2 separate regions of the Homo sapiens genome follow, and region 1 is linked to region 2. Evidence: read pairs that join two places in POLR2A ChIA-PET (ENCODE). Cell type or tissue: K562. All regions are shown on one strand. Region 1 overlaps GON4L (gon-4 like). Region 2 overlaps GON4L (gon-4 like).

What was found. Peaks named below come from ENCODE experiments on the same cell type or tissue, not always from the same donor. Only the 100,000 strongest peaks of a DNase experiment are listed, where the experiment ranks them.
Region 1: POLR2A ChIA-PET joins it to region 2 with 5 read pairs; 3 of 35 experiments call an interaction of 5 or more read pairs at or near these places.

The regions. Positions count from the first base shown.
Region 1 is chr1:155,752,767-155,757,766 of GRCh38, forward strand. It overlaps GON4L (gon-4 like), which reads right to left. Exons shown (of 32, transcript NM_001282860.2): 26 at 4,414-4,557; 27 at 4,192-4,311; 28 at 1,609-1,722; 29 at 438-648. Among named protein-coding and RNA genes, the nearest start is that of DAP3, 66 kb to the left of the region's middle. In K562, no CTCF peak of the experiment used is centred here; no DNase peak of the experiment used is centred here.
Region 2 is chr1:155,831,651-155,836,650 of GRCh38, forward strand. All of the region lies in intron 2 of GON4L (gon-4 like), which reads right to left. Among named protein-coding and RNA genes, the nearest start is that of GON4L, 23 kb to the right of the region's middle. RefSeq lists a silencer at 2,688-2,982. In K562, no CTCF peak of the experiment used is centred here; DNase peaks (open chromatin) are centred at 2,751 and 3,061; H3K4me3 peaks cover 1,400 bases.

The sequences.
Region 1 (5,000 bases), 79 kb before region 2:
GTTTGAGACTAGCCTGGGCAATATGGTGAGACTCCATCTCTACAAGAAAATATAAATAATAAAAGAGTTGGGTGGAGGTGGGGGGCATAATGTCACTTATGCAAAGATATAAAGTCCTACTGCCAAAGCTGAGAACGGCCCAGTCTTTAGGATGTAGATTACACTAGATTTGGAGACAGGGGGAAGGGTTTTTGGAATAAAACACAAGACAATGTTGAATTGCATGAAATTTGTGGCATTCTTAATTCTGCAAGAGGAGTGAGGCCATATGATAGAAAAAGCCTGAACAGCAGAAGGGCTTCCTATGGGTCCATCAGTGAAAGAGGTGGTATATCCATCCCTGAAAAGGCTATTTATCCAGGCTCATGGAGGTTCCTGTCTGGAGTACAGGATAACGAGACTGAGGAACAGAAGGGCTGCGTTGGCAAATCACTCACCTGAAACAGGCATCTCTCCCTTTCTGGTGGTCCTGACAGTCCTGCTCTGGGTGGCCTCAGTGCTCTCCCGCTCCTCTGGGGCTTCCTCTTCCATCATATCCTTGCCCTGCCCAGCTTCCTTAGCACCAGGCATAGGACTAGCCTCTCGGTGGGGGCTGCTGCCCACCAACTCATGGGGCTCCTTGCTCTTGTAGGATTTGCTGTCACAGACCTGCAGGGATGGTCTTCCGGGTCAAAGGTGTTCTGACTGCCTATGTCTTTGGTTGGGGCCCACCAAAGGAAGAAGCCCTGCCTGATGCTCATCAAGTCAACCCACATGCATGTCTGCTCCAACAATTTTGTTGACAGAGTTTCAACTGGGTGCAGTGGTACATGCCTATAAACCTAGTTACTTGGGAGGCTAAGGTGTGAGCATCACTTGAGCCTAAGGGTTCAAGATCAGCCTGGGTAACATAGTGAGACTCTGTCTCAAATGACAAACAAAAAGAAAAGATAGACAGAGACAGGGTCTCAGATGACACAGATTATCTTGCCCAGGCTGGAGTGCAGTGGCTGTTTACACAGGCATGACCATGGTGGTACACTATAGCCTCAGACTCCTGGGCTCAAGTGATCCTCCCACCTGAGCCTCCTGAGTGCCCTGTTGCCCAGCTATTCCTCCAAGGATTTGATTTTTTTTTTTTTTAAACACGGTCTCACTCTGTCACCCAGGCTGGAGCTCAGTGGTATCATCATGGCTCACTGCAACCTCTGCCTCCCTGCTCCAAGGATTTTAAATGGCCCCGAATAGAGTATTGGATTCCACAACTCCTTCTCTCACCAAGAACTGTGTTTTTCCTGCCAACCAACTCCATTCTAGAGAACCAGGATTACTTGTAGAGACTATTTTCACGACAGAGGTTTATTTCATTTTCTAATATCTGAGGGAAATATTTTAACTGGTATTTTGTTTTTCCAATTCCAAAAGCTTTACTCACAGAATTCTCTTTAAAAAACAAAATCTATCACGTATTTCTAGCAGATTCCATTTATTTTGCATATGTACACATATGTGTATACTGAATGTTATTTATATATGTGCCTTTTTAGGAATTCAGTAAGGTACAATTCTTGGTAGCAAACAATCCCCCAGCAGCTCTGATACCCTCGGGACCCTTGATACTTTCCTCACCTTGCTGCTACAGTGGCTACAGCTCCGCCTTTTGCTCTTCTTCAGCTTGGAATCTGGACCTCCTTCATGGCAGGAGCAGGCACAGTCCTTGGCCCCATCTGGCCATTCAGTCTCCTAGGAGATACTTGGGCTTGATTAGCTGCCAAGTTGTTTTTTTTTTTTTTTTTTTTTTTGAGACAGAGTCTCGCTCTGTGGCCCAGGCTGGGTTGCAGTGGCACGATGTCAGCTCACCGCAACCTCTGCCTCCCAGGTTCAAGGGATTCTCCTGCCTCAGGCTCCTGAGTAACTGGGATTACAGGTATGCGCCACCACACCCAGCTAATTTTTGTATTTTTAGTAGAGACAGGGTTTCACCATGTTGGTCAGGCTGGTCTCGAACTCCTGACCTCTTGATCTGCCCTCCCTCAGCGTCCCAAAGTGCTAGGATTACAGGCATGAGCCACTGTGCCTGGCCGTATTTTTGGTACCAAGAGAGGAAGCTAAAGTTGTGAGCCATATGAACACAACACAGCCCACCCTCTCCCCATGCTTTTTTTTTTTTTTTTTTTTTGAGATAAGGTCTGGCTCTGTCACCCAGGCTAGAGTGCAGTGTCACATTCATGGCTCACTGCAACCTCTGCCTCCTGGGCTCAAGTGATTTTCCCACCTCAGCCTCCCAAGTAGCTGGGACTGCGCACCACCACGCCTAGCTAATTTTTTTTTTTTTTTTTTTTTGAGATGGAGTCTCGCTCTTTCTCCCAGGCTGGAGTGCAGTGGCGTGATCTCAGCTTAGCGCAACTTCCACTCCCCGGGATCAAGCGATTCCCATGTCTCAGCCTCCCAAGTAGCTGGGATTACAGGCGCATGCCACTAAGCCTAATTTTTTTTGTATTTTCAGTGAGATGGGATTTCGCCATGTTGACCAGGCTGGTTTCGAACTCCTGACCTGAAGTAATCCGCCCGCCTTGGCCTTGCAAAGTGCTGGCATTAGAGGTGTAAGCCACAGCACCTAGCCTATGGCTAATTTTTGTATTTTTAGTAGAGATAGGAATTCGCAATGTTACTCTGGCTGGTCTTGAACTCCTGTCCTCAAGTGATCCACCCACCTCGACCTCCCAAAATGCTGGGATTACAGGCATGAGCCACCACGCCCGGACCCCATCCTCTTTTATGTATCAACTCCTCACATCGCCTGGGGAAATCAATAGCCCAAACTAGATTAAGGCCTATTATGAATCCCTGAAACAATCCCTAAATGACCTAAAGACTGACATATCCCAATTGCCCCAGATGTTTCAAGAAATATTTAAGTCAGACATAATCTGAGGCAAAATCACTGGAGAGCTCCATCATGAGATATAATGTCTTTGTTTCTGTCTCTCTGTGACTTCAGCTCTCCCATCTCTTCCAATCCCCTTCAGAGAGAACTTTGTACCCATGGAAAGCCTACTCAGTGACACTGTTTAATAAACCCAAGACGTAAGTAAGTACCATTATCATCCCAATTTATGATGAAGAAACTGAAACAAAGAGAGGTTAAATACGTTTCCCAAGGTCATACAGCTACTAAGAAGCAGTTTCTCCCCAGAAAAGAGAAAAAACGCTTGGTCAGGAAACACGAATTAAAAAAAAAAAAAAAAAATACTGCTTGAAGAGCAGTGACAACCAGTAGACTCCACAGATGGCTTACCTGAGGAGTTCATATCCTAGCACCACCACTTACTAAATATGAGACCCTGACAACAGCCTCTCTGCACTTCAGTTATGTCTTCTGTAAAATGCAAACAAGAGCAATCTCTCCATAGGATTACTGTGAGAATTAAATGTGTCAATAATCCATTAAAATACTTCCCAGAATGCCTGACACTTTGTAATACAACTAAGTATTAGCTGCTATCATTATTATTAATATGGGGAATCTTGGTTCTATTTTATTTTTTTAATAACAAGCTCATCCTCAATTGGCTCTATTTTCTCACATGAGCAAAAATGAAAAAAGTTGAATTAAGGGTAATAACTCTGAGCTAGACAGAAAAGGGGAAGAAACAAATCCTTCTAACTAGGGAATCCTGGGGCCCCTGCAACAACTGCAGTTTTCCCAAAGGCTCTGCATGTCTGTATCAGCCTGACCTTTGGTTTGTTCTCCGTGATCGTCTCAGATCCTAGAGCCTTTGAACTAGAAACCTTGGGCCATAGTAAGCCACAGAAATGTTCAGTGAGAAAACGCAAGGCTTGATTCATGAAACATAGATAATTTTCAATAACTTGGCATACCTTATCATGATTTTAGGCCAGGCGTAGTGGCTCACACTTGTAATCCCAGCACTTTGGGAGGCCGAGGCGGGTGGATCACTTGAGGTAAGGAGTTCGAGACCAGCCTGGCCAACATAGTGAAAATCCATCTCTACTAAAAATACAAAAATTTGCTGGGCGTGGTGGCTGGCGCCTGTCTGTAATTCCAGCTACTTGAGAGGCTGAGGTGGGAGAATCGCTTGAATCTGGGAGGTGGAGGTTGCAGTGAGCCAAGATTACGCCACTGCACTCTAGTTTGGGTGACAGAGCGAGATTCTGTCTCAAAAACAAACAAATAAACAAAGAAAATACCTTATCATGATTTTGGACCCCGATCTCTTTTTTCCTCTTGTTCTTTGAGGCTGTGGGTATCTTGGGAGGCTCCTCCTCTTCTTCCACATCAGGCAGGGCCACTTCTTCAAAGCCATCAAACTGAGAAGGAGTTGGTGCTGCTGAGCACAGACACCAGGCCAATATCCCTCCCACGTGTGGCCTTCCCCCTTCATAAGGCTACAGCAGCCTTAGGTCCTATACCTCATACTCCTTTTCCTCAGTCCAATTGATCTCTTCAAAGTCACCCATCCGGCTAGCTGCTGGGCGCAAGTGGTCAAAGAAGATAGAAAACTCATCCTGCAGGTGGTCGTGGCCCTTGAGGAGCTGCCACATCTGTGTCTTGAGCTGAGGAGAGTCACAGAGGGAAAGAGGAAGTCTCCAGAGCCTCTCTAGGCTGCCCTTCCCAATCAATCCCACATACTTCCATGTTCTGCTTTCCCAGTCAACTGGGAAACACACAGAGACTCTGCCTGGTAACAAAGAATACTAAAACTTTCTCTTCCTCCTTAGCTGCCTATAGGGGAAGGGTACTAATACTGGATTTGATTCCTAATGATTCCACTCTCCACTCCACCCTACTGATCTCCAGCTAGGGCACTATTCCAAGCAGAGCAAGGAGGTAAGGCCCCTCCCAGGTCCCAGAACCTCCTTCGCTGAACATCCCTTCCAGCACATCCATGGCATTCCTGAGCCTGTGAAGATCAGACAGGCTCCGGTTTCAGGTAGCAATCCCTCCCTATCCCAGTGCTTTATGCTTTGGGTGAGCCTGAAAAGTCCTTGCCTTTTTC
Region 2 (5,000 bases):
TTCTATGCTGGGCAACTTATAGAGACCTTGTGTCTGCAAAAAGTCAAAAAAAAAAAAAGCTGGGTGTGGTGGTGCAGGTCTGTAGTCGCAGCTTTTTTTAGCTGGATGATGTGGCTCCTGCCTATAGTGCCAGTTACTTGGTAGGATCAGTTCAGCCCAGGAGTTAGAAGCTGCAGTGAGCTATGATCGTACCACTGGACTATAGCCTGGATGACAGGGTGAGACCTCATCTCTTTAAAAAAAATAAATAAAGAAAAGGTTTAAACACTAATACCTGCAGTCAAGAAACATGATTTAGGCTGGACAATGCAAACCCAGGAGGCGGAGCTTGCAGTGAGCCGAAATCACACCACTGCACTCCAGCCTGTAATCCCAACACTTTGGAAGGCCGAGGTGGGTGGATCACTTGAGATCAGGAGTTCAAGACCAGCCTGGCCAACATGGCGAAACCCTATCTCTACTAAAAATACAAAACTTAGCCAGGCGCAGTGGCACATGCCTGTAATCCCAGCTACTCGGGAGGCTGAGGCAAGAGAATCACCTGAGCCCGGGAGGTGGAGGTTGCAGTGAGCTAAGATCACGCCACTACACTCCACTCCAACCTGGGCAACAAAGCAAGACTCCGTCTCAAAAAAAAAAAAAAAAAAAAAAAGAAAGAAAAAAAAAGAAAAAAGAAACATGATTTAACAATGTATTGCCCGGCAAGGTGCGCCTAGCGCAGTGGCTCACACCGTAATCCCAGCACTTTGGGAGGCCGAGGCAGGTGGATCACAAGGTCAGGAGTTCAAGACCAGCCTGACCAACATGGGGAAACCCCACCTCTACTGAAAATACAAAAATTAGCCAGGTGTGGTGGCAGGCGCCTGTAATCCCAGCTACTCGGGAGGCTGAGGCAGGAGAATTGCTTGAACCTAGGAAGTGGAGGTTGTGGTGAGCCAAGATCATGCCACTGCACTCCAGCCTGGGTGACAGAGCGAGACTCTGTCTCAAAAACAAACAAACAAACAAACAATAACAACAACAAAAAGGTATCAATTGTAACAAAATGTCAATACTTGAAAATAATCCAACTATCTTTCTATGTATTTTCATTTTTTCTACAGTGTATATGATGCTGCTGCTTTCATAATCAGAAAACTAAAATGTTACTTAAAAGAAAGTAAAACAACAAAAACACATACTAAACAGCAGGGCTACGGGTGATTTTTATTTTCTCCTTTAAAGTTTTCAATATTTTCCAAAGTAGATATATGTGAATTGTCAATCTTTCTTTCTTCCTCTCTGTTTTGTGTTACATTATCTGATTGGCAAAAAAAAAAAAAAAAAAAGTTACTTGAAGAAAAATTCTGGAGAGACACTCATAGTGTACTTTTATTGCTATTACTTGTATATACAACTAATTAAAGTGCAAAGTAGTATAATCAATTTTCAGTTCTCCAGATTAATGAAGGGGAGTGATATCACAGATAATACTAAACAATAAATGTTTATTTAAATCCGGATATCTGTGAACTGATTTTTAAAATCTCTTAATTACACTTATCAATAACTGAGTGACTATGAACCCATAGTTATTTATCCATTCCTTCTCTAGCATTTTAATCTTATAATTTCCTCCAGTTCCTTCTGACAACTTATCTTGAAAAAATATGCAATAATCTCGCTGCCTTCTCTAGCTATTTCTCACCCATTCTCCCACTGCAAAAAAAGGAAGGAAGGCCAGGCATGGTGGCTCACACCTGTGATCCCAGCATTTTGGGAGGCCGAGGCGGGCAGATCACAAGGTCAGGAGATCAAGACCATCCTGGCTACGGGGAAACCCCATCTCTACTAAAAATACAAAAAATTAGCCAGGCATGATGGCAGGTGCCTGTAGTCCCAGCTACTCGGGAGGCTGAGGCAGAAGAATGGCGTGAACCCGGGAGGTGGAGCTTGCAGTGAGCCGAGATCACACCACTGCACTCCAGCCTGGTCAACAAAGCGAGACTCTGTCTCCAAAAAAAAAAAAAAAAAAAAAAAAAAAGGGAAGGAAGGGGAGGGGAGGTGAGGGAAGGGGATAAGAGGGAAGAGGAGAGTGGGGAGGAGAGGGGAGGAGAGGAGGAGGGGAGGAAGGGAGGAGGGGAGGAGGGGGATGGGGGAGAGGAAAGAAAGAAAAATCTCTGGGGTTTCATTCCTCCTCCTTTTTCTTTTTTTTACAGACAAGGTCTTGCTCTGTCACCCAGGTTGCAATGCAGTGGTGCGATCAGAGCTCACTGCAACCTTGAACTCCTGGGCTCAAGCTATCCCCCTAGCTACTCCTGAGTAGCTAGGACTACAGGGATGCACTACCACACTTGGCTAATTTTTAAAATTTTCTGTAGAGATGGAACCTAGCTATCTTGCCCAGGCTGTTCTTGAACTCCTGGCCACAAGATCCTCACACCTTGGCCTTCCAAAGTGTTGGGATTACAGGTGTGAGCCACTGTTCCCAGCCCCATTCCTTCCTCTTTAACTGCTTCATATAATGTCCTTTCCCCAACAAACTCCTGAATCTACTCTCCAAGATCATCAATCTTCAAATGTAACCTTTTTCTCAGGTATTATCCTTATCCCTCCTTTGCTACTAAATTTTAAATTTACATTTTAAAGTACCTTGTTCTTAAAGCTCTCCTTCCTCTTTTCACTTTTACTATTACTTCTCCAGTTGTTCCTTCTCTGTTATCTTCTTCCTCAAGGCAAGGTTGTCTTCAATCCACTGCTCTTCCCCCTCCATGTCTGTTTCCATGGAGAAGAACCATGACTAACACTGAACATTTCTAGTCCTTGCCTCTTACTAAACTTCAATCTCAGATTTCTATTTTTGCTTGCTGGCCCTATTGTCACCTCACATTCCATTTGAGGTAGGAGATCAGCAGGACTTGTTTTCCAAGCACTGTTCGAAAGACCCCGCTGAACAAAACAGGAGCTGATCAAAGAAACTGGCCAAAACCAGCTAAAAGCAAGATGGTGATGAAAGCCACCTCCTGTTGCCCTCCTTTTATCTGCATGCTAAAAGAACCTCCTACCAGCACCATGACAGTTTACAAATGCCATGGCAACCCCCAGATGTTACCTTATATGGTTTAAAAGGGGAGGGACTCTCAGTTCCGGGAAGTCCTCGCCCCTTTTCCAGAAAATCCATTAAAAATCCGCCCCTTCGCCTCTGCCCAGCTGCCCCTACTGGGAAGTGAGGAGCCCCTCTGCCCAGCCAGCCGCCCCGTCCGGGAGGTGAGGGGCGCCTCTGCCCAGCCGCCCCTACTGGGAAGTGAGGAGCCCCTCTGCCCGGCCACCACCCCGTCTGGGAGGTGTACCCAACAGCTCATTGAGAACGGGCCATGATGACAATGGCGGTTTTGTGTAATACAAAGGGGGGAAAGGTGGGGAAAAGATTGAGAAATTGGATGGTTGCCGTGTCTGTGTAGAAATAGGTAGACATGGGAGACTTTTCATTTTGTTCTGTACTAAGAAAAATTCTTATCCTGTTGATCTGTGACCTTACCCCCAACCCTGTGCTCTCTGAAACATGTGCTGTGTCCACTCAGGGTTAAATGGATTAAGGGCGGTGCAAGATGTGCTTTGTTAAACAGATGCTTGAAGGCAGCATGCTCGTTAAGTCATCACCACTCCCTAATCTCAAGGACCCAGGGACACAAACACTGCGGAAGGCCGCAGGGTCCTCTGCCTAGGAAAACCAGAGACCTTTGTTCACTTGTTTATCTGCTGACCTTCCCTCCACTATTGTCCTATGACCCTGCCAAATCCCCCTCTGCGAGAAACACCCAAGAATGATCAATTAAAAAAAAAAAAAAATCTGCCCCTTATTTTAGCATATAATCAAAGTATACCCATATATATATGGCTATACAGGTCTCATGCTTTTGAGGGTCACTGTTGGCCACCCCCTAGGTGCTCTGGGATTTTCGTCATTTGGTATGGGGACCCTCATGGGCTGATGCCTGGATACTCTGGGTATTTTGGCATTTGGCACCGTTTCATTTTTTTTCCATGTTGTCTTTGTATACATACAGCTAGCCAGCAATCCGCAGGTCTGCTGCTGCGGCTGCTTCTCTTACAGAGCAGCCATTTCCCTTCCTCTGTTGCTCTAATAAACTTACTTTCAATTCACTGTTGGCCCATTCATGATTCCTTCCAGTGCGAAGCCAAGAATGCTCCTGGGCTGAGCCCCAATTTGGGGTTCACCTGCGTCATTCCTTGGTGACCATGAAGAGACCAATAATAAGCCAAAAGGAACTGAGGGAGACCTTTAGCCAGACCCTAAATTAAGACTGATTGGGTTGAGCACCGTGGCTCACGCCTGTAATCCTAGCACTTTGGGAGGCCAAGGCAGGTGGATTGCCTGAGCTCAGGAGTTCGATACTAGCCTGGGCAACAGAGCAAAACCCCGGCTCTACTAAAAATACAAAAAATTAGCCAGCCATGGTGGTGCACGCCTGTAGTCCCAGGTACTTGGGAGGCTGAGGCATGAGAATTGCTTGAACCCAAAGACTGACTGGCACCATTTGGCCTCCACGAAAAGATGAGTGTCCCCTTTGTTCCCCCTCAATGTGTGTTTTGTTTTCGTTTTTTTTTTTTTTTTTTGAGACGACATCTTGCTCTGTCACCCAGGGTGGAGTGCAGTGGCACAATCTCGGCTCACTGCAACCTCGCCTCCCGGGTTCAAGCGATTCTCCTGCTTTCAGCCTCCCGAGTAGCTGGGATGACAGGTGCCTGCCACCACACCCAGCTAATTTTTGTATTTTTAGTAGAGACAGGGTTTCACCACATTGGCCAGGTTGGTCTTGAACTCCTGACCTCGTGATCCCCCCGCCTCGGCCTCCCAGACTGCTGGGATTATAGGCGTGAGCCACCACGCCTGGCCGATGTGGTGTTCTTTAACTGATTTACTTTCTCTTTCACTCTCCTCTCCCTTTACCTTTTCAAATCAATCAGGAAATGGGGAATAGTGTCTCTGGGTTGTTAGT